6 separate regions of the Homo sapiens genome follow, and all the other regions are linked to region 1. A link is a loop called in an ENCODE intact Hi-C map of the cell type or tissue named here. Cell type or tissue: PC-3. All regions are shown on one strand.

Evidence for each region. Hi-C counts contacts between places; a loop is a spot of excess contacts. Peaks named below come from ENCODE experiments on the same cell type or tissue, not always from the same donor. Only the 100,000 strongest peaks of a DNase experiment are listed, where the experiment ranks them.
Region 2: a loop joins it to region 1, with 3 times the contacts of the local background. A loop is called at or near these places in 17 of 110 quality-filtered maps.
Region 3: it touches region 1 in a loop (9-fold over the local background); 64 of 110 quality-filtered maps call a loop at or near these places.
Region 4: a loop joins it to region 1, with 10 times the contacts of the local background. A loop is called at or near these places in 16 of 110 quality-filtered maps.
Region 5: a loop joins it to region 1, with 9 times the contacts of the local background. A loop is called at or near these places in 7 of 110 quality-filtered maps.
Region 6: a loop joins it to region 1, with 19 times the contacts of the local background. A loop is called at or near these places in 12 of 110 quality-filtered maps.

The regions. Positions count from the first base shown.
Region 1 is chr11:35,819,549-35,824,548 of GRCh38, forward strand. No RefSeq gene overlaps it. Among named protein-coding and RNA genes, the nearest start is that of LDLRAD3, 120 kb to the right of the region's middle. In PC-3, a CTCF peak has its summit at 2,712; DNase peaks (open chromatin) are centred at 2,473 and 2,753; H3K4me3 peaks cover 307 bases; H3K27ac peaks cover 378 bases.
Region 2 is chr11:36,032,624-36,037,623 of GRCh38, forward strand. LDLRAD3 (low density lipoprotein receptor class A domain containing 3) reads left to right here. Exons shown (of 6, transcript NM_174902.4): 2 at 3,480-3,626. Among named protein-coding and RNA genes, the nearest start is that of MIR3973, 25 kb to the left of the region's middle. RefSeq lists an enhancer at 496-790. In PC-3, no CTCF peak of the experiment used is centred here; a DNase peak (open chromatin) is centred at 2,468; H3K4me3 peaks cover 1,066 bases; H3K27ac peaks cover 2,770 bases.
Region 3 is chr11:36,129,183-36,134,182 of GRCh38, forward strand. All of the region lies in intron 4 of LDLRAD3 (low density lipoprotein receptor class A domain containing 3), which reads left to right. Among named protein-coding and RNA genes, the nearest start is that of MIR3973, 120 kb to the left of the region's middle. In PC-3, a CTCF peak has its summit at 2,731 (motif pointing left); no DNase peak of the experiment used is centred here.
Region 4 is chr11:36,054,438-36,059,437 of GRCh38, forward strand. All of the region lies in intron 2 of LDLRAD3 (low density lipoprotein receptor class A domain containing 3), which reads left to right. Among named protein-coding and RNA genes, the nearest start is that of MIR3973, 47 kb to the left of the region's middle. In PC-3, CTCF peaks have their summits at 2,082 (motif pointing left) and 2,296; no DNase peak of the experiment used is centred here.
Region 5 is chr11:35,483,013-35,488,012 of GRCh38, forward strand. All of the region lies in intron 3 of PAMR1 (peptidase domain containing associated with muscle regeneration 1), which reads right to left. Among named protein-coding and RNA genes, the nearest start is that of PAMR1, 40 kb to the right of the region's middle. RefSeq lists a silencer at 2,927-2,976. In PC-3, CTCF peaks have their summits at 2,871 (motif pointing left), 3,083 and 4,721 (motif pointing right); DNase peaks (open chromatin) are centred at 1,599 and 2,819; H3K27ac peaks cover 1,460 bases.
Region 6 is chr11:36,147,003-36,152,002 of GRCh38, forward strand. The region is part of intron 4 of LDLRAD3 (low density lipoprotein receptor class A domain containing 3); the gene reads left to right. Among named protein-coding and RNA genes, the nearest start is that of MIR3973, 140 kb to the left of the region's middle. RefSeq lists enhancers at 2,276-3,475, 2,415-2,988, 2,868-3,047. In PC-3, a CTCF peak has its summit at 3,125 (motif pointing left); a DNase peak (open chromatin) is centred at 2,899; H3K4me3 peaks cover 566 bases; H3K27ac peaks cover 2,784 bases.

The sequences.
Region 1 (5,000 bases):
GAACTTCCAAGTAAGAAGAGACACAAGAGTGGTATTTTCTTAGGAGATTATTAGACCCACCAGAAGGTAACAAGAGCATTTAGCAATGATAAAGAATAAATATCCCCACTTACTGGGGCAGCTCTCTTTCCTGTCTCTTCCTCATCCCTTTCCTCAGCTTCCTCCTACTCCTCTCCCAGAAATAAAGGAGCTTCATCTAGAAGAGCTCATGGACAACAAACATGCCTGGAAAAAGCTATTGCCTGATTGGCTCCCAGTTTTCATTGTGATGTTTCACACCTATCAAGTGACTTTGTTTTTAGAAATGCACAACCAAAGTATGGCCTTGAATTGGATCAACCCACCATCTCACTTCACAATACTCAGCCTAACATGACAAAACCACCAAGACAACCAGTTAATTTAACTGGAAAAAAAATCAGTTCAGCCAGTTGTTTGGCAGAGGTTAAGTAGAACTGTGTTGATTGAATTATGCATTTTAAAAGGAGGTTGCATAGGTACAGCTGAAGTGAAATCCTTTTGTGACCTTGAACTTGGATTTTTATATCAACATCAAAGATTTATTAATGAAGGCTCAAGATTTCCAATAAAAACTTTTCCAATTAAATGTTTCCAGTTGTCTTCCTTTCCCAGGTGAAGTGGCCAACTTCACTAAGCCCAGTGGCTGCCTTTTGCCCAAGCTCTCTATTCTTGAAATAGAGGTAAGTTGTCTTTGAGTGAATAATGGGAGGCATTCTAGATCAGAATGCCTGGGTCTGGCATTTACTAAGTCATTTTAAACCAGTAACTTATATGCCCTTTGCCTCCATTTCCTCATCTCCAAAATAGAACTTGCCACACTGGGTTGATAAGAGGATCAAATAAGATAATGGGTGAAAAGTGCTTAAAACCGTACCTGGCAAATAGTAAGTTATCAAGAAATGAAATAGTTATCAATATTAGCATCATTATCATAACTTGATTGGTGTAGTAATAAAACAGGTTATTGGATAGGAAATTTGGTGGTATCCAACCCCATTTTTAGAAATCTTCCTGAAAGAAATATGACATAGGTACAAAGCTTTTTGCATAAGAATGATCATGTAGCATTGCTTTTAAGGGCAAAAAATGTGGTAATGACGTCAGTATTCATTAATAGGGGACGGGCTAAGTGTCTGAGGATCTGTCCTTGTAGAAGAACACTCTCCAGAAAATCAAGGTTAGGTTTGTCTCTGCTGACTCAGCCCAGCAAACAGTGCTTCCGAAAATCACTGAGGCCTCCAAGTTCAGATTGGCAATCACAACTTTCCTTCCTGCAATCACAGAACATTCTCTGGGAAGCTAATCAGGATGACTTATCTTTAACTGGGAAGAGTGGATTTGTGTCACTCCAGCCAAACTCTGAAGAGGCACAAGCCCTAATGAGGAAGAGATCAAGGAACATTGTTGAACGATACCCTGGTTCTCAGTATAATCCCATCTCACGACTGTGACCTTCAAGTCATAGGGCCAGTAGAGTAGGTCAAATGAGTTAAAACCCTAACTTTTGGACTTTGATAACCTTCCTTAGAGCTCTCTACTGTGAGAAGAAAAGGTCATCTGCTAGGCCATGTTCAAGCAAAGAAAAGTGGGATTTTTCCCATCTCTCATGATTCCCCAATCCCAATCCTTTAGGGTTTACCTATTCATGTTAACCAAAAACACTGAGTTGGAAGTGGAGCCAAGCCCCTTACCACTTTACCACTCCCTAACCTCATTCCTGTTATGTCTGATTTCTACCAAACAGGAGCATTAACCGAGATCCCTTTCCCCAAAACAAAAGCTTTGCCCATTTGAGGCTCTTGTTTTGTTTGGGCCCTTCTTGCTATCCTTCTCTTGTTCTGTGCTTCGTTTTCTCTGGGCCCCATTCATTCCAGTTTCACGAGAGAAGAGGAGAAAGTACAGACCACAAGAAGGAAAAGCATTGTAATTCTGGTTGCTTTTTTACCCACAGTCGACGACTCCTATTGTAGCAGCCGCATCACGTGTATCATTGAGCGCTCCATCGTGCCCTTGACCCTTCCTAGTCCCGGCTCCTTGTCTTGGAGCAACAAAATGAAAAAGCTGAAGGCCAGGCGTGGTGGCTCACGCCTCTAATTCCAACACTTTGGGAGGCTGAGGTGGGTGAATCACTTGAGGCCAGGGGTTGGAGACCAGCCTGGCCAACATGGTGAAACCCCGTCTGTACTAAAAATACAAAAATTAGCTGGGCATGGTGGTTTATGCCTGTAATCCCAGCTACTCGGTAGGTGGAGGCATGAGAATCGCGTGAACCCGGGAGGCGGAGGTTGCAGTGAGCTGAGATCGCGCCACTGCCCCCTCCAGCCTTGGGGACAGAGTGAGACTCTGTCTCAAAAAAAAAAAAAAAAAAAGCTGAGGCGAACGCCTCTGCGCCCCCTAGAGGTTGGAGAGTGCAACCAACAATGAGTGTGAACACATGGAAAAGCTCAGTGCCAGCCTCCAAGCTGTTAGCAATGAAGAGGGAGCTTGTGGGGCAGGCTGATCCAAGTCCCAACCGCCCTGAAGGGAGATTATAATCCCCAGTTCCTCCTCAAGAACTTCTCCATTGTAAGGCAAATCCCACTTTTCTTCTTGCTCCCATATTGGCACCTAGATATCAAGGGAGGCAAAACCAAATCCTTGGCGTCTCAGCTCTGCTTTTGTAAACCAATTTCCCCACTAATAAGAATCGGAGATTGTGTTTCCCCGTGCAGTGCCAGACCAGGCCAGCAGGGGTCTAACATTAGTTGCTTTTAACCTACAATGACTGGCTCTCCACCGTAGTGGCTGAGTGAGTGAACTTGAAGTGAAGAGCTAATAGCCATGACTGGAGAAAACAGGTATAAATAGTGCATCCATTTTTGTAGTAAGACTAAAAACAGTCCAACCCACAGGATATCGATTTTCCTTATCCACAATGAAGTGCTTGGTTTAATACACTTTTCCTGTTTACTCTGAAAATGCATTCATAAAGAGAGCTATCTTAATCCAGGATCTTGGACCATCCAGATTTCTGTCTGAAACAGTTCACTAATTGCTGTTTGGTCTCTAAAGAGGATGCCATGAGGACTAAAGATTATATAATAAAAAAGACAATGTCTCAAAAAGCAAATGTCTCCAACTTATAGATGTCATAGTTTTAAAAACAAACAAAAAAACACATGAGTTTAGTATTTCTGGATCATTCTTAAGGTTGGTATTTGAAACTGTAAGCTCAAATCTTTACATTGTCCTTGAATATATTTTCACTGTGGCTATTAATTACAACAATGATTAAATACCTAAAAAACTATTGTACTTTCCAGTTTTCAGTCTTTTTACATACATTATCTCATGTGGTCCTTTAATACAAGAAAAAAATTAGTCTCATTTTATGGCCAATGAAATTGAGGCTCAGAGAGGTAAAGAATGTTGCCTGAGATCACACCACTAGTAGTAGCAGAGCTGGCAATTTTCCATGCCAAATGCAGCAATTAAAGTCCATGGGCATTACAGGACATTTACATATACAAACATTTATATAATGCAACCTTATTATGAATGGTATTTTTTCAGCAACTAACCTGATTTTACTTATTAATATCTATTTATATCTTGTTGCTATGATAGAATAATCATACTATAATTTCTTTAAATTAACGGAATGCATGCTTTTGATGAAGTGCACATTCCTTCACATAGCCCTCCCTGTTCTATGTTTGGCTCTTTGATGAGATAGCAGGAAGTGGCAAGAATCCAATCTACCCAGATTCAAAAATTCTCCTTATCTTAAACAGGCCACTCTGTCAGAGAAAATGAAACTGTTTTAATCACATAACAACCTGAAGTGCTAGGTACTATTATTTTTCTAGATGAAAGAAGAGGCACAGAGAGGCCAGCTTGCCCAAGTGCAACAACTATAAAGTGCGGGGGCTGATTTCTACCCAGCTAGACTGACCCCTACCAGGGTCACAATCACTGTGGCACCAGGTGCAAAGACCCTCCAGATAGCACAGAAGAGGTAACAGGACAGACTCTATAATTTCCCCCAAAAGAGTCTAACGTGGTTGTGAGAACTAAATAAAAAGGGCTCTGTTGTTATACCTTAGAGAATAGGGAGAAGCGTTACAGGTTTTTTAAAAAGTCAAATGCAATATGGATTTAAAATGACTTTATAGACATTATAATTTTGATACCAATCACTCTGAGCTGCTTGGATTGTCTCAGAATCTCCATTTTCTGCCTTCCCTTTTATTTAGAGGTTTAATGACCTTAGATAACATTAAGGAAAGGCACCTTGAGCTTGCCTGTCTGTAGCCACCGGCACTACAGACCTGGCGTGGCAATCTGCCCAATCCCCACAGGGTGAGTTCCCACGAACTGATAACCTACTATGTGCCGGCATTTTGCAAACTGCCTCTAGAACAGGCACTTCAGGCTGCCTAACGAGTGGGTGTCTACTCCCTCTTCTTGCAGGATTGGGTGCAGGGGTTCCCGCTCCCAGGGGCCTCCAGAAACAGGCTCAGTCTCCCAGCTCCAGGGGCCGACCTGATTGGTGTAAGGGAAGTCCCGCCCTCTTGGTCATGAGTGGTTCAGAAATGAGCATGTGACTTGCGGGGGCTTCTGGGAAGTTTCCTCATGCCCACAAAAGCCTGCCAGAAGGTACCACCTTTCTCCTTTACCCAGATGGTGCCTACATTTGTTCCTGTGATTTGAGGAGGAAGCTAACCTGGGGCTTCGGAGCAGAAGGTAAGGCAGCTTGAGAGAGACTCACTATGACTTGTGCCCAAAGCTCTAAGACCCTGCGGTCCTCACAGCACCCCCACAAGGGAAGCCTTGTTAAGGCCCTTTTGCAGATGAAGAAACTGAGGCCGAGGGAGGTACAGAGTAAATAACCAAACTGAAGTTCAATCAAACCCAGGGATATCTGCCTCCAAAACCTGGGCTCCCTTTCAGCTCACTGATCTGTCCACTTGTCCAGAGTGGGGAAAGTTAGAGCAGGA
Region 2 (5,000 bases), 210 kb after region 1:
ACTCTGCCCATTAGACGCCAATAGCACCCCCATCTCCCCATCATGACAACCCAAAATGTCTCCAGACAGTGCCATATGTTCCCAGGGGGGCAAAATTGATCCCTGTTGAAAACCCATGGTTGAAAAGGGCAAGAGATAATGGCGGCTTGGATTGGGTGGTGCCAGTTGAGTGATGCAAATTGGATGGGTTTGAGGCAGGTTTTTGAAGACAGAATCAATAAGATTTAACCTGCCTTTGCCTTAGTTTCTCCTCATGCCTTTTTTTTTTTAGACAGAGTTTTGCTCTTGTTGCCCAGGCTGGAGTGCAGTGGCGTGATCTCGGCTCACTGCAACCTCTGCCTCCCGGGTTCAAGCGATTCTCCTGCCTCAGACTCCCAAGTAGCTGGGATTACAGGTGTGCACCACCACACCCGGCTAATTTTGTATTTTTAGTAGAGAAGGGGTTTCACCATGTTGGTAGGCTGGTCTCAAACTCCTGACCTCAAGTGATCCACCCGCCTCGGCCTCCCAAAGTGCTGTGATTACAGGTGTGAGCTACCGTTACCGGCCCTCCTCATGCTTTGAGTTTGATGATGTCACTTCCCTAAAGCACACGGCTGTGCACCAGCTGCATGCCTAATGCGGTTGCTCAGAAGAGCAAAAAGCATGTGCCTCTCTGTTATTGTTCACCAGGCCCCAGGATCCCTGGTCCTGCTGAGAAAGCACTTTGAGCCCCATGGCTGGCAGGACCACCTGTGTGTAACAGACATGGTATTTAGTCTCTGCATCCACCCATCCATTTGTCAAGTCCATGTGCCGCCAGCCTTATTGACTCTCAGAGCAAGTACTTTGGAATCTAATCTGGCCAATTTTCCCGCTCCAAAAATCTGTTTATCAGAACAAGATTTCACAGTTGCAGTGACGTTTCCAGGGGGGCTTGCCTTGGAGGAGCTAACTCTACAAATGCAAGTGTAAGTATTTCCAAACAAAGCAGAATGACCCTTACATTCCAGGCCCCTGAAGAGTTCTCTGCTACAGAGCAGTTCTCTAACAACAGAGCAGTTGTTAGCAAACAGCTGGAATGTGGGGGTTTTCTGGGTTGAGCATTTGTTGTCTGGCTAGTATCCAGTACCTGGCTGCCCTTCTAGGGTCCCCCTCAAGCCCTTGCCTGGAGATGGTGAATTGGTTTCATGTTCTTCTCAGGGTTGTTGGTGGCTTTCTGGAGTCCGGTCTTGAGAGGGAGTCTCATATTGATTCTTGGCTCGGTGGAACAGAGCATCATGATTAATTAGGGATGGCTGACTTTGCACTACAATAGGAGAAATTGCAGCAGAATAGGAGAAATAGTAGCATAATACCTTTGCATTTCCTAACAATCAGAGCTGCATGATTTTTGAATTCCATGTTGTTCCATGCTCTGGGCTACGTCTTCCTGCACAGAGTCTTTGCTGACACTGTTCTCTAGACCTGAAGGGTGCTTACTTTTTATCTCTGTGTGTCTATCAACATCCACTGTAGATGCTACCCTCTTTCTCGGAATCTTTTTTGATTTATTTGAATTTTGACTTTATCTTAAGGACACCAGGGAGCCATTCAATGACCTTTTAAAGTTAAGAAATGATTCATTTGGTGTTTAGACAGATCCTTCTGGCCACAGAGGGGAGAGTGGGTTGGAGAGGGGCAAGCTGGCAGGCAGGGAGGCCAAGTTGGGAAGTTGTGCTGTGCAGCAATCCCTGTAAGAAAGGGTGGCTGCTTTGGCTGGAGTCGCAACTGTGGCAATGGAGAGTCGGGGACTGGCCACATATAGGGGTTGATAGATTGAGGAGGGGACAAGGGAGATTTCTAGGATTCTGATGTGGGCAGTTGGGCAGGGTAGAGCCCCTCATTGTAGTTTCTCTCCTGGAGTTCTCCAGTGAGCGATGAAAGCTCATTTTCAGTAATGAAACGTGCATGTGCGTTATTAATTCTGTATAATGCAGCAGATGGTCTACAAGGGAAATTCCATGCAACAAGGCCGGTGGGGTGTTGCTTGCCTGTGACGGTGTCCATTGCAATTGGTTGTTGCCCGCTTGTTCTAGTTATAAAATATTTTTAGTATCACCCCAGTGGTACTATCACCAGACTACAGAATTAGTGCTCATCTGTGTTTGGAAAAGCCAGGGGACACGTCAGAGGAAAGGCGACATATTTGTTTGCTGAAGGGTGTGTATGGATTTACTGGGAGACCCAGCAGGCCGAAGGGCATCCCTGGTAAAAAGAACAGCACGCATAAAGGATAGTGGCCTGTAGGAGGATATGATGTTAGGGATCTGGAAATCTAGAGATGCTTCTCTTTGGCAAGGTTTATGAAAGAGAATCAGGGACCTTCTCTTCTGCTACCCCGAGGCGGGTCTAGACATCCCTGTTCTTATTTTGCTGTGTGTGCCTTTCCAGCCTAAAGGTATAATAAGCCCTAGCCTTTATCTCTGCATCTTTAGAACATAGCACAAGTATCTGGTCATAAATGTCCAGTAAATGCTTATGGAATGACTCAGGAGGGAGCTCTGGAGTTGTGGTGTGCTGAAGGACTGGTCTTTTTTTTTTTTTTTCCTGCTTTTCCCCAAAACTCTTTTACTCACATGGCTCCTTATCTCTCAGCCATTGATCACAATGGATCAGACTGGTCAGATCGATCAGATCCTGGCTCCCTTGAAAATCTCCCCCCAGGGTCTACTGGTAGATGAACTCAGCACCCTGCCCACCTCCACCGCCACAGCACTGGTGTTCTCTCTTTGCTTTCTAGCCTGAGGGTTGGCTGTTCGGGTTGGGGGCTTTGGCACTTTATGACCATGTTCAGTGGAGTTGAATCTGAACTTGCAGCTTGGTTCTCAGCTTCCAGTAACTCTTGAAAGGCAATTCCATGACCTTGGGACCCTGCTGGAGGTTACAAATCCCAAGTTCAAGATTCAATGTGGCCTTTTCTACCTGTGCCACCTCAGGCAGGTTGGTTTTATAGGTCTGGGCTCCTGTTTCCTAGAGTGAAATGATCTCCCGGTATTCCTTCCAACTTGGCCCAACTTCAAGGATTCTGTGATTGTAAGGGCTACAGAGTGTGAGGCCTGGAAAGATCTTGCAGTTCCTAATGTTGGAGACATTGGGAGTCCAGTGCTCACTCCTGTCTAGAATTTTAATTTTTAACCACTGCTGATGGCCAGAAAAGAACATTTGGATTTTACAACCAGTCTTTGATGGAGAAAGAAAAAAAGTCAGTGAACACCCATTTTGTGCCTGACATTCAAGTATGTTTGTTCCCTGTATTTCTCCATTTAGTCCTCTCAGAATCTCTGGAGGTGGACTGGGGCAGATTATTAGTCCATTTCACAGATGAGGAAACTGAAGGTCAGAGAGGTTGAGTCATCTACCAGAAGTCTCACCTATACCAAACCACACACCTTTCAGTTGAGGGGCGCTGAGGTCCCTGCTGTTGCTGTGCCGTCTGACCTGTCCCCTCTCTCTGACAGAGAGCCAGCTGCTCCCCGGGAACAACTTCACCAATGAGTGCAACATACCAGGCAACTTCATGTGCAGCAATGGACGGTGCATCCCGGGCGCCTGGCAGTGTGACGGGCTGCCTGACTGCTTCGACAAGAGTGATGAGAAGGAGTGCCGTGAGTGGCCTGGCCCTTTGCTGGGGTGGGGTGGCAGCCATCCTGGGGCAGAGGGGAGCAGGTCCTGAGCAGGCTTAGACCCTGCACACTCTGCTTGCTGCAAGCTGGTGGTTTTGTGCCTCTTGCCAGCAGTCCTGCTTCTTTGCTGTATCTCCATCTCAGAGTCACATGCTCTGTGTAGACACAGGGATCTTGGTGGTGGTGGAGCCAACGCTTTGAGAGAGCAGAAGGTTTTACCATCAGGCTCTACTAATCCCTACCCTGGAGTCCCATCCTTGCCTTCGCTTTATGTACGAGCCAACTGAGCATCCCAGAGGTTATGTGGCTGCAGCATCTTAAAACCAGCAAGTGGCACATTGGACTTGGGAACCCAGGGCTGCCTGACACCAGAGTCCATGCTGGTGACCATCTTACAGAGCACCGTGGAATTTTCTTGATGATTAAATGAGGCATAGCATCCTGCCAAGTATTCAGCATGGAGTTGGGACTGAATACATAGTAACGTGCTTTCCCATCCCCTTTTCTCTGCCGATAGATATGGCTTGAGCTTTGCTGGGGACATCATCTTCTAATGGGCACCACCAGGATCAAATGGTTTTGTGATCCTTCCCACCCCACCTCCTTTTCTGCCCTTTACCTGTTTCATGACGCCGAAACATGCATGAGATTTGGGTTGATGATCATCTACGAGAAAAGAGGCACCGGGGATGTGAGTTGAGAGGGGTCCGTGGTGTCAAATGATCCTGCTCCCTGCCCTGCAGAGGTGTATTTCTCTTCCTCTTCAGTTTGTCTCTGCAGAGTGAGCTTGGCCATGGTGCCCTGTGTGGTTGTCCTCCTGGGTGCCCTGGTAGGTAGGAAGCATGACTGACAAGTGGTGGGCACAGGGTTGTCTCACAGGGGATTGCCTTGAGACCACATGACTGGACGATGGTTCCTGGCTCTTTCATGTGCTTTGGGCACCAGGCCACGTGGCCTGTCTGACAGGAGAACTATGTGTCCTGGCTCTGAGCCTGCTGTCTCCCTGGAAGCCAGCTGAGGAAATAGCTGAAGACAGGTTAATCATTTGAACTTTTTTTTTTCCCTGAAACGGAGTCTTGCTCTGTCACCCGGGGCTGGAGTGCAGTGGTGTGATCCCGGCTCACTGCAACCCCCACCTCCCGGGTTCAAGCGATTCTCCTGCCTCAGCCTTCTGAGTAGCTGGAGTACAGGCACCCACCACCGTGCCCAACTAATTTTTGTATTTTTATTAGAGACGGGGTTTTACCATGTTGGCCAGGCTGGTCTCAAACTACTGACCTCATGATCCGCCCACCTCAGCCTCCCAAAGTGCTGGGATTACAGGCATGAGCCACTGTGCCCAGTCAGTCATTTGAA
Region 3 (5,000 bases), 310 kb after region 1:
AGAAGAGCATATGGCATTTGTTCTCTGCCTGCTTCTGAGAAGAACACTATTAGCCCTTTTCTAAGTCCTTTCTAAAACAAAAACAAAACCCAAAGGATTTGGCTTGCAACTGTCGATGGCAGAGGCTGCTGCAAGCAGGACTTGGTGTTTTGCTGATTCGAACATTGAGCAGAGGTATGTGGTCTGGGATTCCCTGTGAAATCAGCCCCAGAGCCTTCATCTCCAATAGCCTGTGCCAACCTAGAAGGCCAATATGAAAGTTGAACGAGGAACTAGGAATGGTCCTGTCCCAGAGTCCCTTCAGAGGAGGTGAGCCAGTATCAAATCCGACCTTGCTGGGACCCCAAGGGATGTTCTGCACTCAGATTTTATAAATCGTCCTTTGTGCCAGGTCCCTTCCCGGGAGCCACAGGCATGACTTAGGTTGTTGCGTGGATTCCCTTACCTAGGGCATAGAGAGGCCATGCAATTGATCATTGCTCTGAGGCAGTCAGAAAATGTGGAAGGAGGCATCCCAGCTGAAACATCTGCCCTAAGCCTCCTTCTTGGCCCTAAAACCTGCCTGGAATGTTCACCACCCCCAACACTCTCCCCAATCCACCCACCTCCTCTGGGTCTTTGCTCAGTGAGACCTTCCCTGACCACCCTCTATCAAACTGCATCTTTTCCCTTCCCTGCTATATTTTTCTCTGTAGTATTTATCACCACTGGGTGTACACTGTCCTTACATTCATTCTTGTTGTTTGCTAGTCTCCCTCTGTAAGATAAAAGCTCCAGGAGGGAACTTCCGTGTTTTGTTTGTTGTTCATTGCAGTATCCTCAGCCCCCATAGTGGTGCCTGGAACTCAGGAGGGGCTCAGTCAATATTTGTTGAATGGATAGTAATAGTAATGGCTAGCTTTTATCAGCTGAGACCCTATGCTTACAGTTCACTGAAGAGTTGAGAGACAGGCATTGAACAGGCAATTTCAAGTGTGATGATTCGTGTAAGGAAAAGTGTAGGACACGATAGTAGCACGGTGGGCTTCCCTGAGGAAGGGGCATTTGGCTGAGACCTGAAGGGTGATAAGACCCTGAAGAGAAGAGTCTTCCCGGTGGAGGGAGCAGCATTTGTGAGGGCATAAGGTAAAGAGAATGGGGCTGACGGGATAGAACTCACAAATGAAGTGTGCAGAGGCTTGTCTGGATGTGTCCACGGGGGCTGGAAGGGGCTGGATTTTAGAAAAAGTATTAAGATCCCAGCCTTGATCCTCAGGACAGCGTGAGGCCATCAAAAGGTTCGGAAGGAAGTTTGGAGGGCAGAAGGCTGGAGGGAATGCTTCCTTGCCCAGATGAAGCCTGAATGACTCGCAGGGCTGGGGCAAGCTGCCGCCAGTTTTATCCACAAAGCAGCAACCACTTCTGCTAAGATAGTGATGACTCCGAGCCCCTCCAGCTCCCCTGTTCTCCTCAACCCTGGTCTGAGCGCCTGCTTTGTGCGAGTCATTCAGGCTTCATCAAGGCACTATGTTAATGTTAGGTCCTTCTTACAGATCAGCCCACGTAGTCCTCACAGCAGCTGGTTGAGGAGCTATTATCATCATCCCCACTTGGCAGTGGTAGGTAGAGGCTGAGGCTGAGAGAGTTGCCCAGGTTCACTCTACTGGAAGGAGCCAGCTCTGGAATCTGGAATTCAGCCCCAGGCCTCTCTCAGTCCAAGTCCAGTGCGCACTATCTCTTTCATGGACTGCCTCCCATTCTCAGGATCCTAATGTCTTTATCTAACCCTGCTGGTGGCCAGAAGCCTCTACCTGGTACCCGTCACAACCCAGGTGAGACCAGGCATCTCAGGATGCCTCACCTGACTTCCAGCTGGAATCCAACCTGAGCTGTGCAGTTGGCTCAAAGGGTGGCCAACCAGAGGAGCAGATTTATCCACATTGGCATCAGAAAAACCACTCTAGGCCGGGCACAGTGGCTCATGCCTGTAAGGCTCATGCCTTGAGAGGCTTTCCCTGTTCTCCCAGCTCTCACCCCACCACCAGTAATCTGTGCTTAAACGAGCTGTCTTGCCTTTCCACGCAAATGAATTGGAGATGGTGAGGCTCCAGGCAGCAGCAGACGCATCTCAAAGCTGGTTTGGGGCATAAGAGCTTTCTCTCTATGAGAATAACCTGCTTCGGAGCCTTCTCAAGGATAGGGAGGTTGGTATTTATATAAAGTGAGGTTTTCGAAATGAACAGAGGTATGAGCTGCCTGGCAGTGTCCTGGAACGAGCCAGTTTGTAAAATAACTACTTTTTTGTTGCTTTGGGGCTAGAATACATTATACCAGAGTAAGAGATGGTAACTGACTACATTATTGTATTTATTTCTTAGGAATGAAAACACTATACTATTCCTATTATTGGGGATGCTTTGCCTTTTAAAAAAATTATGGTGAAATATACATAACAGAAAACCTACTGTCTTAGCCATTTTTAAGTGTATGGCTCAGTAGCATTAAGTACTGAATTATTGTGATGATTTGCCTTTTGAAATCCAGAAAAGAATACCTGGGTGTATTTTGTCCAAGCATGTAATATTGCTTCCTTGACTCCTATTTATAGTTTCTAACATTTGCATGGTTTATTCCAGTTTGTATAGTCTATATCACACATCTTGCCTCATTGAACCCACCTGGGGCCTGGGGTGGGCTGGGCAAAGGACCAGAGGAGCTTAGGTGCTGGGTGGTCTTTGTTTCGAGCATGTTCTAGTGCCATCTAGCGTCTGTGGGACCTTGTGCTGGCCAGGCTAAGGCTGTTGGATTTCCCCTGCTTGGGGCGATGGCTCTGTAAAACCCAAATAGCTTTAAAAGAGCACCAAGGAGATGTTTGTCTTTTTAAATCAGCTGGGATTTTTTTTTTTTTCCAGCTCTGATCCCTTGGAAACTTACAACTAAAATTCATTTCATTAGCAGTCAGAACAGTGTGTCCCTTTGAAGTTCAGACAGGGTGAGATTAATATGAACACGATATTAAGCTATTAAGCATCAGTTTGCCAAACCTATTTATAAAGGAGAGCGGAAGACGGAAAATAAAGGAGGCTGCATTAAGAGGCTCCTTTGCCAAGTCCACTGTCTCTTGTTGGAAAATGTGTCTCAATAACCCGTTTTTGTGTGAGAGAAGAGAAAAAGAAAACGTGTGACTGTGTGTGTGTGTACACATGCTTCAATGATGTGTGATTATCTAATAAGAGCAATAATGCAGCGTGGCTAAACTTACACAGTGTTGACTGTGTGCCCAACACTGTTCTTAGTGCTTTATATTTAAAATTTGTTAAATCACACAACAACCCAGAAGGAGTAGGTGTCATTATTTCCCCGTTTTATAGATGAGAAAACTGGGGCACACAAAGGTTGGGTGGTTTGTCGAAGGTCACAAAGCCACAGTAAATATTTTGTGATAGAGAAATTGTTCAGGACTCAGAAGCACATGGATTTTTAATTCGGGTTTCAGGTGATGTTGCGTTTTTTCTTCCTATCCATACATCACTTTTGAGCGCCTTACAGTCCCGATAGGAGAGGACCTTACATAGTGCTTGTCAAGTGAATGCAGCGGTTTAAGCCCATGTGGGGTTTTTGGCTTGTTTTAACGCACTCATAAGTAACGTACTCATGCGGGGCCGTGTATACAGAGGGAAGAGCACCACGTTAGTCAGCAGGTTTGAGTTTGGTCCTCAGCTCTGTGGCTTCCCAGCCACGTGACCCTGGGCAAGTGACTTCCTCTCCCCAGCCTCAGTTCCCCCCTTTTGGGGATAATAGAATGAGTTTTATAGTGTTTTGGGGTTTTTATTTTGAGAGGATAAATGAGATACTGATTAAAACAGCCTCTTGTCTAGTGTTTGGCCCATGGTATGTGCTCATTAAATTTTACCTTTGTTTACCTTTTATCTGGAAACTTAAACTTACTTAGCTCTCCTTTTGCATTTTCTGGCATCTCCTGCAGTGATGATTCATCTTCCTTATGGCCTAAGAAGGCCAAGTCCATTTGTCCATTTTCTTTTTTCTTTTTTTTAGTTGAGATGGGGCCTTGCTATGTTGTCCAGGTTGGTCTCGAACTCCTGGGCTCAAGCAGTCCTCCTGTCTCAGCCTCCCAGAATGCTGGGATTACAGGTGTCAGCCATCATGCCCAGCCTGAGTCCATTTTCTTTTCCTTTCTTTTCTTTTCTTTTCTTTTCTTTTCTTTTCTTTTCTTTTGGAAAAAACTGAGACAAGGTCTTGCTCTGTTTTCCAGGTTGGTCTCAAACTCCTGGGCTGAAGCAGTCCTCCTGCCTCAGCCTCCCAAAGTGCTAGGATTACAGGCATGAGCCACCATGCCCAGCCCAAGTCCGTTTTCTTTTTCTTTTCTTTTTTTTTTTTTTTTTTGAGACGGAGTCTTGCTCTGTCACCTAGGCTGTGTCTCAGCTCACTGCAAGCTCCGCCTCCTGGGTTCACGCCATTCTCCTGCCTCAGCCTCCCGAGTAGCTGGGACCACAGGCGCCTGCCACCACGCCTGGCTAATTTTGTTTTTGTATTTTTAGTAGAAACAGGGTTTCACCGTGTTAGCCAGGATGGTCTTGATCTCCTGACCTTGTGATCCGCCTGCCTCAGCCTCCCAAAGTGTTGGTATTACAGGCATGAGCCACCGCGCCCGGCCCATTTTCTACATCGAAGGATAAAATGGTCCAGTTCTGCTTGGGTGTGGGTTCTTAAATGTCTGTTCTAGTTGAAAGAACTGAAAGCTGAGAAAAATCTGGCTTTGTTCCTTCTTCCCTCTTTCAGATTTCCAAGTATATATATATATAACATGTATGTATACACACACATACACACACATGCATGCATAGCGACCCAGATAATTTTGGATCAAGTATAACAGGAATGGAGATAAAATCAGAAGGACATCAGACATTTGGATGGGCAACCAGACACTGGGGAAAAAATCTTGTTTGTCTGCAAGTTACCTCCTACAAGGCAAAAATCATAACATCAGCATCTTATGG
Region 4 (5,000 bases), 230 kb after region 1:
GCAAGGTAGAAGAGCAGCTCTTCTTGACCCTGCATGGAACCTAGAGCATGGGGTTTTACTTTACTGAGCCTTCTTTTCCTTCTAAATAGAAACATGCCCTCTGGCATCTTCCCAGAGATGCTGGCTATTTACAGGATTGACATCACCCAGTTCTTTGATTTCTCTGCTGATGGAAGAACAGAATTGTAAAACATCAACAGAAGCTGCTGCTTAAAAAGAATGAAGATGGATGGATGCATGGGTGGATGCATAGATGAATGGGTGGATGGGTGGGTGGATGGATGGATGGATGGATGGATGGAAGTATGCATGGATGCTTGGATGGATGGATGGATAGATGGATGGATGATGGGTACATGGATGGATGGATGATGTGTGGATGGATAGGTGGATGGATGGATGAATGGATGGATGGATGGATGGATGGATGAATGGATGGATGGATGCCTGGATGGATGGATGAATGGATGGATGATGGATACATGGATGCATGGATGGATGGATTGATGATGGATACACGGATGGATGGATGCATGGATGGATGGATGGATGGATGGATGGATGCATGGATGGATAGATGGTTGGATGAATGGATGGATGGATGCATGGATGGATAGATGAATGGGTGGATGGATAGATGGATGGATGGATGGATGTGTGGATGGATCACACACACACACACACACACACACACACACACACACACACACACACACACACTTGCTCTCTCAGCACTTTTAAAGGATCACTTGATTGATTCACTTTAACAGCCTCATATCCTCCCTTTCCACCTGCCCTGACCCCAATTCCTGCTTGTAATTAATTTTTCTTCTGAAGGGAAATATTCTCTCAACTTTTCTCCTTTTTGATTTGGGTCCCAAGGGGTATGAACTCTTGGAGAGTGTTATCCCTCCCTCTCTTTCTCTCTCAGCCCTTGCATAGATGCCTATTATCATCAGTTCAAGCCATGGTATCCAGATATTTTGCTTGGATTTAAAACCAGAGGCAGAAGCTAATGAAGGGCTTTCATGTTCAGAAACAGAGGGTTCCTGGCAGCCTCACTGGCTTCTCCATTTAATTCCATGGTGCTAGGGGCACTCCCACTGCTTAGCACAGCCTGGGGGACTGGCAGATGGCACTATCGGCCCAGAAGGGCCAGTCTTCCCTGGTTCAGCCATTGCCTGTGCAGCCACAGTGCCCGTGTGCAGGGTAGAAACCACAGCGCTAAAAGACACTTGCCTGTGGTCTTCCTAGTTAGTATACTTTGGTGCAAAGAATGAACTCTTGCTGTGGGTGAGCACTCTCGCTTTTCTCAGCCGTAGTTTTCTCATCTATAAAGTGGTTCTGTTATGTTACCTTCAAGCACCCTTACAACTACAGACCTCTGTAATTTTCAATGGAATGTTCTCTTCCTTGTGAAAATACAGAATGTTTTTCTTGCAGGTGGACCTGCACATGTAGGAATGAGTTTGGGTAGCTTTAAGGTTATGCAAAATGGTAGAGACTCTAAGTGAGCATGTAGTGTAGGGGTTCTGGGGTCAGACAGCTTGCCCTTTTTTTTTTTTTTTTTTTTTTGAGACAAGAGTCTTGCTCTGTCACCCAGGCCGGAGTGCAGTGGCATGATCTCAGCTCACTGCAGCCTCTGCCTCCCAGGTTCAAGCAATTCTCCTGCCTCAGCCTCCTGAGTAGCTGAGATTACAGTCATGCGCCACTACGCCCGGCTAATTTTGTATTTTTAGTAGAGACAGGGTTTCACCATGTTGGTCAGGCTGGTCTCGAACTCCTGACTTTGTGATCCACCCGCCGCGGCCTCCCAAAGTGCTGGGTTTACAGGTGTGAGCCACCGCACCTGGCTGACAGCCTGCCTTTAAACAGCAACTGAATTTTATATAATAGGCACTGTGCCCAATGCTCTGCATGGATGATCTCATTCAGTCCTCACATCACCTAAGTTCTGCTAGTATCCCCATTATACAGTTGGAGAGTTGAGGCTTAGAGAAGTTAAGTAACTGGCTGAGGCACTTGGGTGGCCTAGCCAAGTTTTGAAAGCAGACATTCTGGCTTGAGTTGAGCCACTGAACCACTCTGCTGTGCTGCCCCCTGTGGGTAAGTGCACACCACGGCAGGTCTGTATGGAGGAGGTTTTCAGGATTCACTTGGAGCTCTCGGAATGCATAAAGTGCAATACTTTCCCATTGCCGCAAAAAGATATTGCATTTTAAATGTCTGAAATCATGATTGACTTAGCTCCTCAGCCCTGAAGGGTGCAGCAGTGGCTTGAAGCATCAGAACCTTGAAGGAGATTTCTTTGAGGAACACTTTGCTATCTCCTGTTAAAATTAGCAGCAAGCATTCTCAGGGCACTCTCCACTAAATATGTCTGGCAGGAGGGTACACGATACCTCTCCCTTCACTCCCCAAATCCTCCCTGTATTGCAGTCCAGAGCTTTTCAAACTTTATATGCATTCAAAAGGCATGGGGGTCTTGGTAAAATGCAGAGTCTGGCTCAGTAGGTATGTGGGGTAAGGCTGATTGAATTTCAAACAACCCCCCAGGTGACTGTTGATGCACTGGTCTGAGGTCTACACTTTGAGCCACAAGGGTCTAGAGTTTATGATTTTCAGGGAGCTAAGCTGGCTGTATCAGAATGACCTGGAGTCTTCAGTAAGCAGCTTCCCAGGACCTTTCTGGGATATTCTCAATCAGGAGGCCTAGGATAGACTCAGGAAACTGCCAGTGTCCCAGGAACCACACTATGAGAAACGCCGCCTCACTCAGTGGTTCCTGTGATCGTCAGGGTCCCTGGTGGATTGAGGCCAACTTGGGAAACATTGATTATTGGGTTTGGGATGGGGCCAGAAGCCCACTTGTATCCTGTTTCGCCGGGGGAGCCTAATCTACACTCAAGTTTGTGAATTCCTCGCAGTAATTACTTCTTTACCTCCTCATCTTTCGTCTGTCCCTTGGCCCCAAACTCTTCCTCAAGCTAGTGTCCCACTGGCTCTTGTTCCTTCTCCTTTGTTGTAGCCAGTGTGTGACTCCTTGGCCCTCTGCACCTGGCTTTTGCATCCTCCACAGTAATGTTTTGCTCCAAGAATCTCTTAGTTGTCAGATCCAGCAAATGTTGAAATACGCTATTACTTGGCCTTGAAGCGGTACTGGACACTGCAGACTGCCTCTTCGTCTTCTCTCCTTTGTTTGCTGAGATTCTGCCCACTATCTCTTGGCTGCCCTTCTACCTTCTTGGTCTTCCTCCCTGGATCGTCAGTTGCCTGGAAATGAATTCTGACCTTTCCATCTAATACATTTTCCCTTGCTCATTTATTTCCATAAACTAGTGATCCTCAGATATTTTTATTTCCTGAATGATTGTCCGAAACCACACATTTGCGTCACCATTTCCTTGCTTAACGTGGACTCTGGAGCCAGCTGGTCTGGGTTCACATCCTGGCTCTGCCACTTGTCAGCCAAGAAATCTTGTGCAAGTCACTGAGTTCTTTAGGTTGCAGTTTTCTCATCTGGAGGAGGGATGAAGTACCTCATCTCAGTGGAGCGCCCAGCACTGGGGTTGATGCCCTCTGAGCACTCAGGAGATGTCTCTTTGATTTTCCTTTAATCATTAGTAATAAGTAGTAGGAATAATAACAACAACCCTCCAGTGGCTCCCAGATTGCACATGAAATCAAGTGTGTCTTAGAGAGCCCTCCTGGCTGGTCCCTCCTGTCTCTTCAGCAGCAGCTCCTTCCCTCCTGCTCTCCGCCCGCCAGCTCTGTCTCACACCCTGGTGCTGTGGCACATGCCATTTCCCTCTGTGCCTCTGTCTTCCAGGCACAACACTGGAATCTCACTGGAGCACTCACACCACTTCCCCCAGAAGCAAAGAGCCACGTCTTCCTTCACGCTTCTGGTCAGTCTTGGGGGTTTTTCTGAAGCATATGACCTACTTTATCAACTCCATTTGCTTATAGGTCTGCGTCTCTGTCAGATTGCGAGCTCTTTAAGTTATGCTTGCATCCCTGGCATCGGGTTTGGCTGACACTCATTGTGGACTGTTTGAATGAATGAATGATTTAGTGGCACTGCAAATCAAAACCCAGTCCACTGGTATAGAGGGAGAGCCCTCTGAATGTCTGAGATGATCTTACCTTGTTACATACAAAAACTTAGAAATCCTTCTTGAGTCCTCTGTTTTAGTAATTGCCCACTCTCCCTATTCTAATCCATTAGCAAGCCCAGTCAACTCTACTTCTAAAGCAGTGGGTCTCAGTCAGAGGTGATTTTAACCCTCATAGTCATTTGGCAATGTATAGAGACATTTTTGATGGTCACAATTGGGGTTGCAGCTGGTGTATATGGATAGAGGCTAGGAAAGATGTGAAACACCTTACAATGTATAGGACAGTCACCTCAACAAAGAATTATCCAGCTTTAGTGTGAAGAGTGCTGAGGTTGAGGAACCCTGATTTAGAGGATACTGAGTTCATTCACAGCTCTCTGTCTTCCCCACTCCTGTGCTAGTGTAAGGCACTGTTGTCACTCCCTGGACTGGTCTTCCTGCTTCCTTTACCTCCCTCTGTGCCTCCCTCTGTGCTCTCAGAGCATTTCTCACAGGGCAGCTGAGTGGTCTTTTATAAAGGATAAATCAGGCCAGGTACAGTGGCTCACACTTGTAATCCCAGCATTTTGGGAGGCTAAGGTAAGAGGACCACTTGAGCCGAGGAATTCAAGACCAGCCTGGGAAACATAGTGAGACATTGTCTCTACAGAAAATGAGAAAATTAGCTGGTCAGTAATTCATGCCTGTAGTTCCAGCTACTCAGGAGGCTGGGGCACACTTGAGCATGAGAGGTTGAGGCAGCAGTGAGCCATGATTGTACCACTGCACACAAACTTGAGCAACAGAGTGAAACCCTGTCTCAGAAAAAAAAAAAAAAAAGATAAGGTCACTCCCCTGTAATGACTTCTCATCACAGCTAGAATTCTGAACTCAAACTCCTTA
Region 5 (5,000 bases), 340 kb before region 1:
TTTGACTGGTTGTTCTCTTGAATGTAGATCTTATTTCCTTGCTTGTTCACAACAAGAGATCTATTGTTTCCTTTGATTGCAAACGCCCTCTCCTCTATTAGGCTGGTGGGAGAACTGATCAGGGATGAATCAGTTTGACCCAATCAAGGGTTAAGCTGATTTGGGGCAGGACTGAAGCTATAATCTCACCAGAAGAGCCTTGAAATTCAAACCCCATAAACCTAAGGAAATCTCTCTTTGATTTTCATCTCCTCCTTCCCCCAGCTTCCTGCACTCCTGTGACTACAAGACTGGGAAGCTGTGAGCCCATGAGACTGTGAGACTTTGAGACCACAAGCTTATAAAGCTGCAAGGTGACAACATCCCAAGATCTCCTGCTTCGTAGCCTCATTCCAGCCTCTGCTTGCACAGGCAAATTCCATTTAATAAAATACTTGGTGGAGAGGATTGTCTTTGCCTTGGAGTCTCTTCTAGATTTAAGTTCAACTGGTCAGCCCATAGATTCAAAAGTTTTCCTGTCTTCTCCTCCTCCTTCTCTGGTAGGCCCCTTCCTGCACTTGCCCTGCCCCCAACCGCAGCAGCTGCCTTCAAGTATGAAGCATCCCGAATCTCTTGCTCATCCTGGAAGAATTCACCCCTCTGGAGTTTAAATTCTTTTAGATTTCATATTATGGTTTTAATGAAAACTGTTATTTTCTTTGGTTTAATCTAGTGATTTCTTACTGTTTGAGCAGGAGGGAAGGTCTTTCACATCCTTCTATACCTTCACCAGAAGCTGAGCTATGATTGATGAGTTCTTTAACAACATAAAATCCTCTGCAAAGATTTAAACATGAATTCTCTGTGGTCAAAGAGCTTCAGCACATAAAATATAAAATACTATTTGCCATACAATACTTTGTCTGGTGAAGACTACCTCCTTGTGCCCAGTGTGTATTCTCTAACCTTAAAGGCTTCTCTTTTATTATCTTTCTTCTCTGGCCCTATATTGATTTCTTCCCCTGCCACCCAAAACAACAACTAACAAATAGAGCTCATTTCATGGCTCTGGATTATAAGAATAGCATCCACCATTTATTGAGCACTTACTATATACCAGACTCTATCCACCATTTATTGAGCACTTACTATATACCAGACTCCATATTAAGGGATTTATAGACAGTTCTTCACTTAATCTTCACAAAAACTCTCAAGGCCACTATGAGGATCCCAATTTTGTAAATGAGGAAACTGAGATTCACAAAGATTGGGTAACCTTGCCCAAAGCCAGGAAAGAAACAGAGATTCAAATCCAAGCCCAGGCTGCTAACTGCCACCTAATACCATCCCCAGTTTGAATCGACCTGAGCATTGTTCTTTTTCTGGGAGCATCAGGACACAAAAGTCTGGAGCGAGATGAGGCAGCTTTCAGTAACTCCACCCTAGGCGATTCCGCAGCTCCCCTGGAGGGCAGCCCCGAAAGTCAGTAACACACAGCTTTGTAAGCCTTCTCCCCACTCCCCTTAAGTTTGCTCTTAATCATTCCTACTTATGGCTCAGGAATCGGCCTGCACAAATCCTCTTCCTCTCCGATAACTCACCCTACAAACATTTTTGGGCATGGCTTATGGCCAGTTCCTCTGTTTCTCTGCCTCTGTCCAAAATATGACTAAGAAGATAAATGTATTAAGGACCTATAATCTCTCCCCATAAATCCTCTCATCTGGGTTGCTTTCCTAACCTCCTTAGATGCCCAGTATCCTTCAGGGACTGAAAGGCTGGGATCACTGCCATGCCAGCTAGAAGTGTGGCATTCTGGGTCGCTCTTGGGCCCTCCTGCTGCTCATCTTTTTTGATGGCCAAGGAACTCAGCCTAGGGCCAAGCTAAACCAACACCAGTCCAGTGGTCAGCAGTGGAAGTCAGCAGAGTGGTTCCACTTCAGAACGCAACTTTTGAGTTTAAGAAACCCTAAGAGGAAGCCTTGGTTTCGACTTTGGATATCAGCACCTCTAATAGCCAGCACCCAAATCGCAGTTCCTAAATACAATTTCCCACTATAAGAAACCAGGATGCAGGGAGAAATAGCTTGTTTCAAGACCTGGGCATAGAAAATCAAGGTGAACTTAAAACATTTGAGGGTCAGGGGTAGAATGCAAGTAAGTGCTCAAGGAGAAATGAGGTGCAGCCTGCTTAACGGGCCAAATCTGAAACAATCTAAGCATCAAAAGAAAAATTATGATAACACTATGAAACAGAAAAAAATTAAAATTCATGAGTCTTAAAGTGCAGAAAAAGAGAGAGAGAGCCAGATGTTGGAGAATGATAAAAAGTGGCAAATCCTGGAAAGGAGCATATGGATGTATACTATTCTTTCAACTCTCTGTAGAATTGAAGGTTTTACATTAAAGAGTGGAGAAAGGTAGAAAGAACAGCTCTTTTTTTAATGGCGATAAAGTGCCAGTAGCTCTTAGTCTGGATATTCTGAGATTACTAAACCAATCTTTCCTGGGCAGAAAGATGTGAATAAGTTCTCTCCTGGGCTCAATAGCCTCAGGCCGTTTGCCCATCCTCCTGGATAATACAACCTGCCAATGGTTATGCATGAATCAATTCCATAATGAATTTTAAGGTTGTCATTAGTTAGGTTAGTAATATAAACATTGTCAAGGACAGTGAGCAAATAAAGGTGCTACTGCATCTGTTCAGTGCCAGATGCTCTCTAACCCACATATAAAACAGCTCTGATCCTTCTGGCACTTGCCCGCCACTCCTCCCTCCTTCTAAGGCTCTGTATGGTACTCAGGAAAAAAAAATGCCCAGGCTCTTCAGAGACACTCAGAAGGAAGCGCCTTCAGGATAACGTTGTCTGAAAGGATCGCTTGGGCGCCATCTAGTGGGAAAATGCTTGCACTGCCATGGGGCTCCGGCGCTGTGTCCCAGCCATATGTAGGCGACCCTTAACGTAGGCAGGCAGCATAGTGCTCAGCACCAGGCAGGCATTCAACAAAGAGTGAAATGAATTACTTCTTCCTATGAATTCCCTACACATTTATTTAGTGCCAGTATGAGGTGAGGGTGATAAGAACCTAATAACATCATATTGATGTCTTCTTATGGTCAAGCACTGTTTTCACAGATGGATTGTAAACTCATTGCGGAATCATTGTGTTCCCTGGTGACCAGCCCAGTGCTCCATAAGAAATGCTCCATCAGTGCTCATGGCAGTGGTAACATACACTGTGTGGAATGAGGCTCTCAGAACAAGCATAACGTAATTGAACAAGCAAAACTGAACCAACACAGATCGGATAGAATCTGACCATTAGTTTGTTTTTTCAATTTCATAGCATTGACCACATTCTATTTTTTTAACTTTAAAAAAAATCTCCTCTCTAAAGCGCAAGCTCTAAGATGTCAGAGACCATGCCCGTCTGGCTTATCATTGTACATCCAGCACCTAGAAGCATCCATTCAAGAAATATCTTTTGACTGGATGGGTAGATTAATGCACGAAGGTGTGAGCTCTCTGTTCTGCCTGCCTAGGTGATAGACTGGTTGCTCTGAGCCAGTTCTGCTGTCCTTGAGAAAGCCTGGACCCTCAAATGGACACAATCACCAGCCCAATCAATGAGGCTCCATAAACAGCGTCTTACACCAAGGTGCAACCCAAGATTTGACCAGTAGGTGCTATTTAAAAAGACACATGCTCAGGATTTCTGAATATTAATATTTTCTGTTTCATAACATTTGGGTGACTGCTATCCTTGTTTTGTTACCATTTGCTGTATTGACTTCTTGCATGCAAATATTCTTTCCTTCCTGTCCCCTGCACCCTGAACAAACCCCCTTACTCACATGGAGCGACTGAAGTATTGTTTAGAAATATTTATCCACCCCTCTTCCTTTGGGATGGCATATACTTCCCTACTTCACTCATTGGGAACTTAGCCATGTGACTTCTTTTGGCCAGTGGAATATGGGTGAGTGTGATGTGCGCAGAGGCCTTATGTGCACCTGTGTGTTTGGCTTGACCTCTTGTGCTTCTGCGACCCACCCTGAGAAGAGCATCCCCTGATGGTTGCTGTCCCTTCTGCCTAAGCCCTGCAGCCTGGAGCACAACCAGCCCAGGTCAGCCCAGTTGAAATCAGTGGAATGCCTGCCAACTCACAGACCCATGAGAAAGAACAAACATTTGTCCTTTGAGATTGTTAGTTACCCAGAAAAAAAAAAAAAAAACTGAACACTTTATCACCACCATCCCTGAAAGCTTCAACTTAGAAACTCTACTCTCTGACCATAATACCCATTCCACCTATGTGTTCCATTACTTCATTACCACCAAGCCTGCTTTTCCACTTAAGACCTCCTGTCCCTATTGCCCCTCTACCAGGCTCTTTCTGATTTCATGTCCTTCCCAGCTGGGATCCTTGGTCAGTCATGTCTCAGCTTATTCTTGGATCAACAAAACAACTGGTTTTACTCCCTTCTGCTGCTGCACTTCCAGAGAGCATCAGCCAACGTCCTAACTGACTGCATCACCTCCCTAGGAACTCTGGCTTCGACTGGGTCCTCCGTCTCGCTTGGATATGCTTTAAGCTTAACACCAGCTGGTGCCTTTTCTTGTTCCTCAAGTGGCTGCCCCAAACCTTTGGTACTTTCAAGCCCCAACCTCACTTCTACTCATTCTCAGCAGATATTTCACTCCCTACTTCCCAGAGAAAACGGGAGAACTCACCAGCAGGAGGCAGACTAGGACTGTGGTTAAGAACAAGAGTAAGGGGTCTGGAATCGTCCTGGGCTTTACCCCAAAGTGTACGGCCTCAGGCAAGTTACTTCACAGCTCTGAGCCTCAGTTTCATTATCTATAAAATGGGAGTATGTATTTTCATAGGGTGATTGTACAGATGAAACAAGACATGGCACATAAAGTGCTCAGCACAGTTCCTACCATATAATTACTAACAAACAAGATATGCTACCTATAAATAATTCTTTTCCTCCTGTCTCAGCCTAGGAC
Region 6 (5,000 bases), 330 kb after region 1:
TGGTCTCCAACTCCTAACCTCGAGTGACCCACCCACCTTGGCCCCCAAAGTGCTGGATTACAGGCGTTAGCCACCATGACTGGCCCCCATATTTACTTTTTTTTTTTTTTTTTTTTTTTTTTTTTTTTTTTTTGAGACGGAGTCTTGCTCTGTCATCCAGGCTGGAGTGCAGTGGCATGATCTCGGCTCACTGCAAGCTCCGCCTCCCTGGTTCATGCCATTCTCCTGCCTCAGCCTCCCGAGTAGCTAGGACTACAGGCACCCACCACCACACCCAGCTAATTTTTTTGTATTTTTAGTAGAGACAGGGTTTCACCATGTTAGCCAGGATGGTCTCAATCTCCTGACTTTGTGATCCACCCGCCTCGGCCTCCCAAAGTGCTGGGATTACAGGCATGAGCCACCACACCCGGCCCCTCTATTTACTTTTAAAAGGACACCAGTCATTTGACTTAGGGTCAAGTCTAAATGCAAGATGATCTCATCTAAAGTTCCTTAACTCAATTACATCTGCAGAGACCCCGTTTTCCAAATAAAGTCATATTCACAGGCACCAGGGGTTAGAACATGGACATAACTTTTGAGGGACACAGTTCAACCCCCTACACATAGTATCATGTACACATTCTCAAGTTATTAACAATTCCTAAAACAATCAGTGTTTCAGAATATCTCCTCATGGGGCTGTGGTATGATGTATCTGACACTGCAGTTGCCAGACTCCTGTGATTCTGACCTCTTACATCACTGCAAAGCAATACCTGACTTTGCATATGCCCTGTGGTATTACAAGGGTGAGCCACCAGCTTGAGTCTTTATTGCCTGGGCCTTTATTTCTTTTCCTTTTTTCCATTAGTTGTTTTTTATTTTTATTTTTATTTCTTTTGAGACAGAGTTTCACTGTGTTGCCCAGGCTGGAGTGCAGTGGTGCAATCCTGGCTCACTGCAACCTCCACCTCCCAGGTTTAAGCGATTCTCCTGCCTCAGCCTTGCGAGTAGCTGAGATTATAGGCACCCACCACCAGCCTCGGCTAATGGTTGTATTGTTAGTAGAGACGGGGTTTCACCATGTTGGCCAGGCTGGTCTTGAACTCCTGACCTCAGTGATCTGCCCACCTCGGCCTCCCAAAATGCTGGGATTACAGGCGTGAGCCACCACACCTGGCCAGATTGTTTTCATTGTTTCTGTTTTTCTTATTAAATAAATGTTATATATCTAGCATAGGGATTTTAGAAAAGGAGCCCAGTGATGGTCCTCTCCTTGGTTCTCAACCCTGTGATCTTTGTGTTTTAACCCCTGCCCTGTCACTTTAGGGATCTGGAAGCGGGAAGGAGACATCTGCGAGTGCTCAGATGACTATCTCGATACACTCAGGGTGTATTTTCTGGGGTGACTGTAGGGGCATCTCGGTTCATTTGGTGGCAAATCCAACTTTTCTATTCCCTAACGAGGACTTTGCTGCCTTTATGATTTTTCTCTCACTGCCTGCTTTTGGAAAAATCTTCTGACAGTTATATTTACCAGTAGAACTAGAAGGGAATGCTTCAGTCTATCCTGTGTTTAGAGTCATGGAGTTGGAGGAGGTTTGGGTGGGAATCTGAGTGACAGCCAAGGAGAAGGAGATAGGGCCGTCTTGGGGTTTTCTGCAGTCTCAGACTCTGGGTCTTTGTATGACCCTTGGGAACATGAAGCAGCCAGGGAATGGAGCCAGGACCACTTTACCCCAGCAAGACTCCCAAGCTATATCTTCAAAGGTCTGAGGGACATGGTGCATTCACTTGTCTTCTGCTACCCACAGATGACCAGCTCTGTGAAGGAGGCATCCCCTGGCTTGGGTAGGCAGAAAGTGTTGGAAAGGAATTGAAGTAACATTTCAGTTTGAAGGTTTTGTAACAGATGGTGGTGGCAGCTGCTCTAGGAGAGACAAATGAAGTTAGTGAAATGGTCCTTCATTCAGTCTACCTTGTGCATCCATCCATTTAGCCAACTGTGTTGATACGTATGATGAACCAGGCCCCATGTCGCACACTGGGATGATAAAGAGAGAACACCTGGCCACAGCGTCTGGAAACTCCTTATCTAAGAAGAGGGACAGACTCATGCCCACATGATGAGTTCTGTTGAGTACCAAGGTAGCAGAAAAGGGGAGCTTTGAACTCCATTTGGGAGTAGCCAGGGAAGATGGCCTTTCTGCAAGATTCTTGAGGGAATGATCAGGCACTCAGGCCTGGGAGGGGAGAAGACATCAGACGTCAGGGGATGGTCAGATGCCTGTGCAGAAGGTAAAATGAAATCTGTCAGATAAAATCTACAAAAGAATAGCGGTTGGAGAGTTGTGGGCACAACAAATGCAAAGACCATCCTGGATAAAGTTAAGTTGGCAGGAAGCAAGAGAAAAAGGGGAAAGAAAGTATCAGTATGCAGTCGCTAGAAAGGATAGGACAAAATAACCCAACTTGGAAGGCCCCAGAAAGACAAATGATTCAAGAAGCACCGTCTGTGTCTGAGACGCTGTCCCTGCACAGCAGTGTTGTCCAGCTGGTGAGAGATGAGGATGAGAGGGAGTTTGAATCTGTTCGCTGCTCCTATCTACCTGTTGAAAATGTCAGAGCTGTGAGTCTGCTTCTGGGCTGGTGGCCAGGGTCTGTGGCTCCCAGCGCTGTAGTGTCCTGCCACGTTTGTCTCAGTTGGTAATTGGGTAGAAAACCATCTCCTGGGGCTTGGTGACCAGGGTATGAGGGCACTGAACACAGTGCCAGAGCTTCCAGAAGTGCTGGGGCAGGTGCATCCCTTGCTGACTTGGGGCCCCATTGAGGCTCTGCGTCTGTTCCTCATGACTCATGAATGTGTTCCTCATGACTGTTCCTCATGACTCATGTTCCTCATGACTCATGACTCATGAATGTGGCTGAATTGAGGGCTAAAGCCCTGGGTCTCTCTTACAGCATTGCTTTGGCATTCACCAGGCCAGGGCAGGCGTGAACGGTGGAATAGGGAGTGTGGTAGGATGAGGTGGAAGGTGGGGTGTCCTTTTTCATTCCCCAAAACAGCTTTCTTGAACTATCCACCAGGCTGCAGGGGGTATCGTTTACCTGGGGACTGTGTGGTGTCCCATCTCTAGGGAAGAACAATGTTGCCTCCTAGTGGCTGTGTCTGTCTTGGACACCGGTATCTGAGAACTGAGAACAATATTTGTTCCATAAATGAGGCATGAATATTACTCTTTAAAGATTCCCTGTTGAAGGCAGGCACAGTGGCTCACACGTGTAATCTCAACACTTTGGGAGGCTGAGGCAGCAGGATCACTTGGGGCCAGGAGTTTGAGAACAGCCAGGGCAACAAAGTGAGACCTCATCTCTACAAAAAAATTAAAAATTAGCCAGGCGTGGTACCACACGCCTGTAGTCCCAGCTACCCAGGAGGCTGAGGTGGGAGGATCACTTGCACCCAGGAGTCCCAGGCTGCCGTGTGTTATAATTGTACCAGTGCACTCCAGCGTGGGTGGTAGAGCGAGACCTTGTCTCTTTAAAAAAAAATAAAAAAGGCAAGACCATCCTGGCTAACACAGTGAAACCCCATCTCTACTAAAAATACAAAAAAAATTAGCCGGGCGTGGTGGCGGGCGCCTGTAGTCCCAGCTACTTGGGAGGCTGAGGCAGGAGAATGGTGTGAACCCAGGAGGCAGAGGTTGCCGTGAGCCAAGATTGAGCCACTGCACTCCAGCCTGGGCAACAGAGCAAGACTCTGTTTCAAAAAAATAAATAAATAAAAAATTAAAAAGGAAAGAAAGAAAGAAAGATCCCTTGTTGAAGCTGAATGCCCATGCCCAAATTCTGGCCTTCTCTCTACCTCCTGCTTTTGCAGTAGCTTTCTAATGAGCCTTCCTGACCTCCAGTCCTTGTCACTGAAAGCCCAGTCCTGCTTGTCTTGCTGTCTGTGTTCAAACACACAATAGCCCCTCATTGCCAGTAGCATAAAGCTGAATCTCTTACTGGACATGGAAAGTTCTCCGAGGTCTGATCTGTTCACCACATGCACCCATAGGCACCTCTGAACAATCCTTGGTTTCCCACCTTTCAGGCACACTTTTCTGTCTGTCTAGAACGCCCTCACCAGTCTAGCCAGGCCAGAGGTTTCCAGTTGTTCAAATTGTAATTCACATGGTGCTGTTTCAGTGAATCATGCTCATATCTGGGAATGACCTGAATTCTATCCCAGCTCTGATGTACCCACATGGTAACATTAGAGACAGTCATAATAGCAGCTACTGTGTATTGAGCACTTACTACACAATACACAGTATTGTGTAGTAAGATGGGCCAGGGGTGCACATCGCAAAACTTCAGGGGGTGCCATTTACATCGAATACAGAAGAGAGGCACTGCTGGCCACTGTGCCAAGACCTTCATATAGATAATCTCAGCCCTAACAGTTGGACTCTGTTACCGCCATTTTACGAAGAAGGAAACTAAGGCTACAAATGTTAAGTTTCTTGCCCAGGGCCACATAGCTAGTAAACAATTGGGCTGGGCTGTAGTCAACTCAGGTCTCTTTCCAAAGCCCATGGTCTTTCCATGGCACTCCGCTCCCTCCTTAATAGATGCTAAGTTCCGTGAGGGCGGGATCCCACTTTGAATTGTTTTTAGTCTTCCACCTCCTCCATTGAGCTTGATAAATGTATATTGGTCAAAATCCCCAGTCCTGTCTAGTGCCAGTTACACATCAGTGTCTGTAGTAGAGACCCTGGCGCTAGCATGAATTCTACCAAGCAGGCTAGACTTTACAATCAATCAATAGAATAAAAGGAAGGAAAATAAACAGTTCCTCCCAGCCCACTGAGTACTATTGTCTTGTCTCTTAGTACCACTACAAGGAAATGCTAGATCATGAGCTGGGGCTACCAGAGAGCTTCATAGACTTGACCCCAACACTTTAGCTGGATGACTTGGAGAAAATTACCCCAAAGTGTCTGCAGTGACTTCTGTGACCACCACCAGCT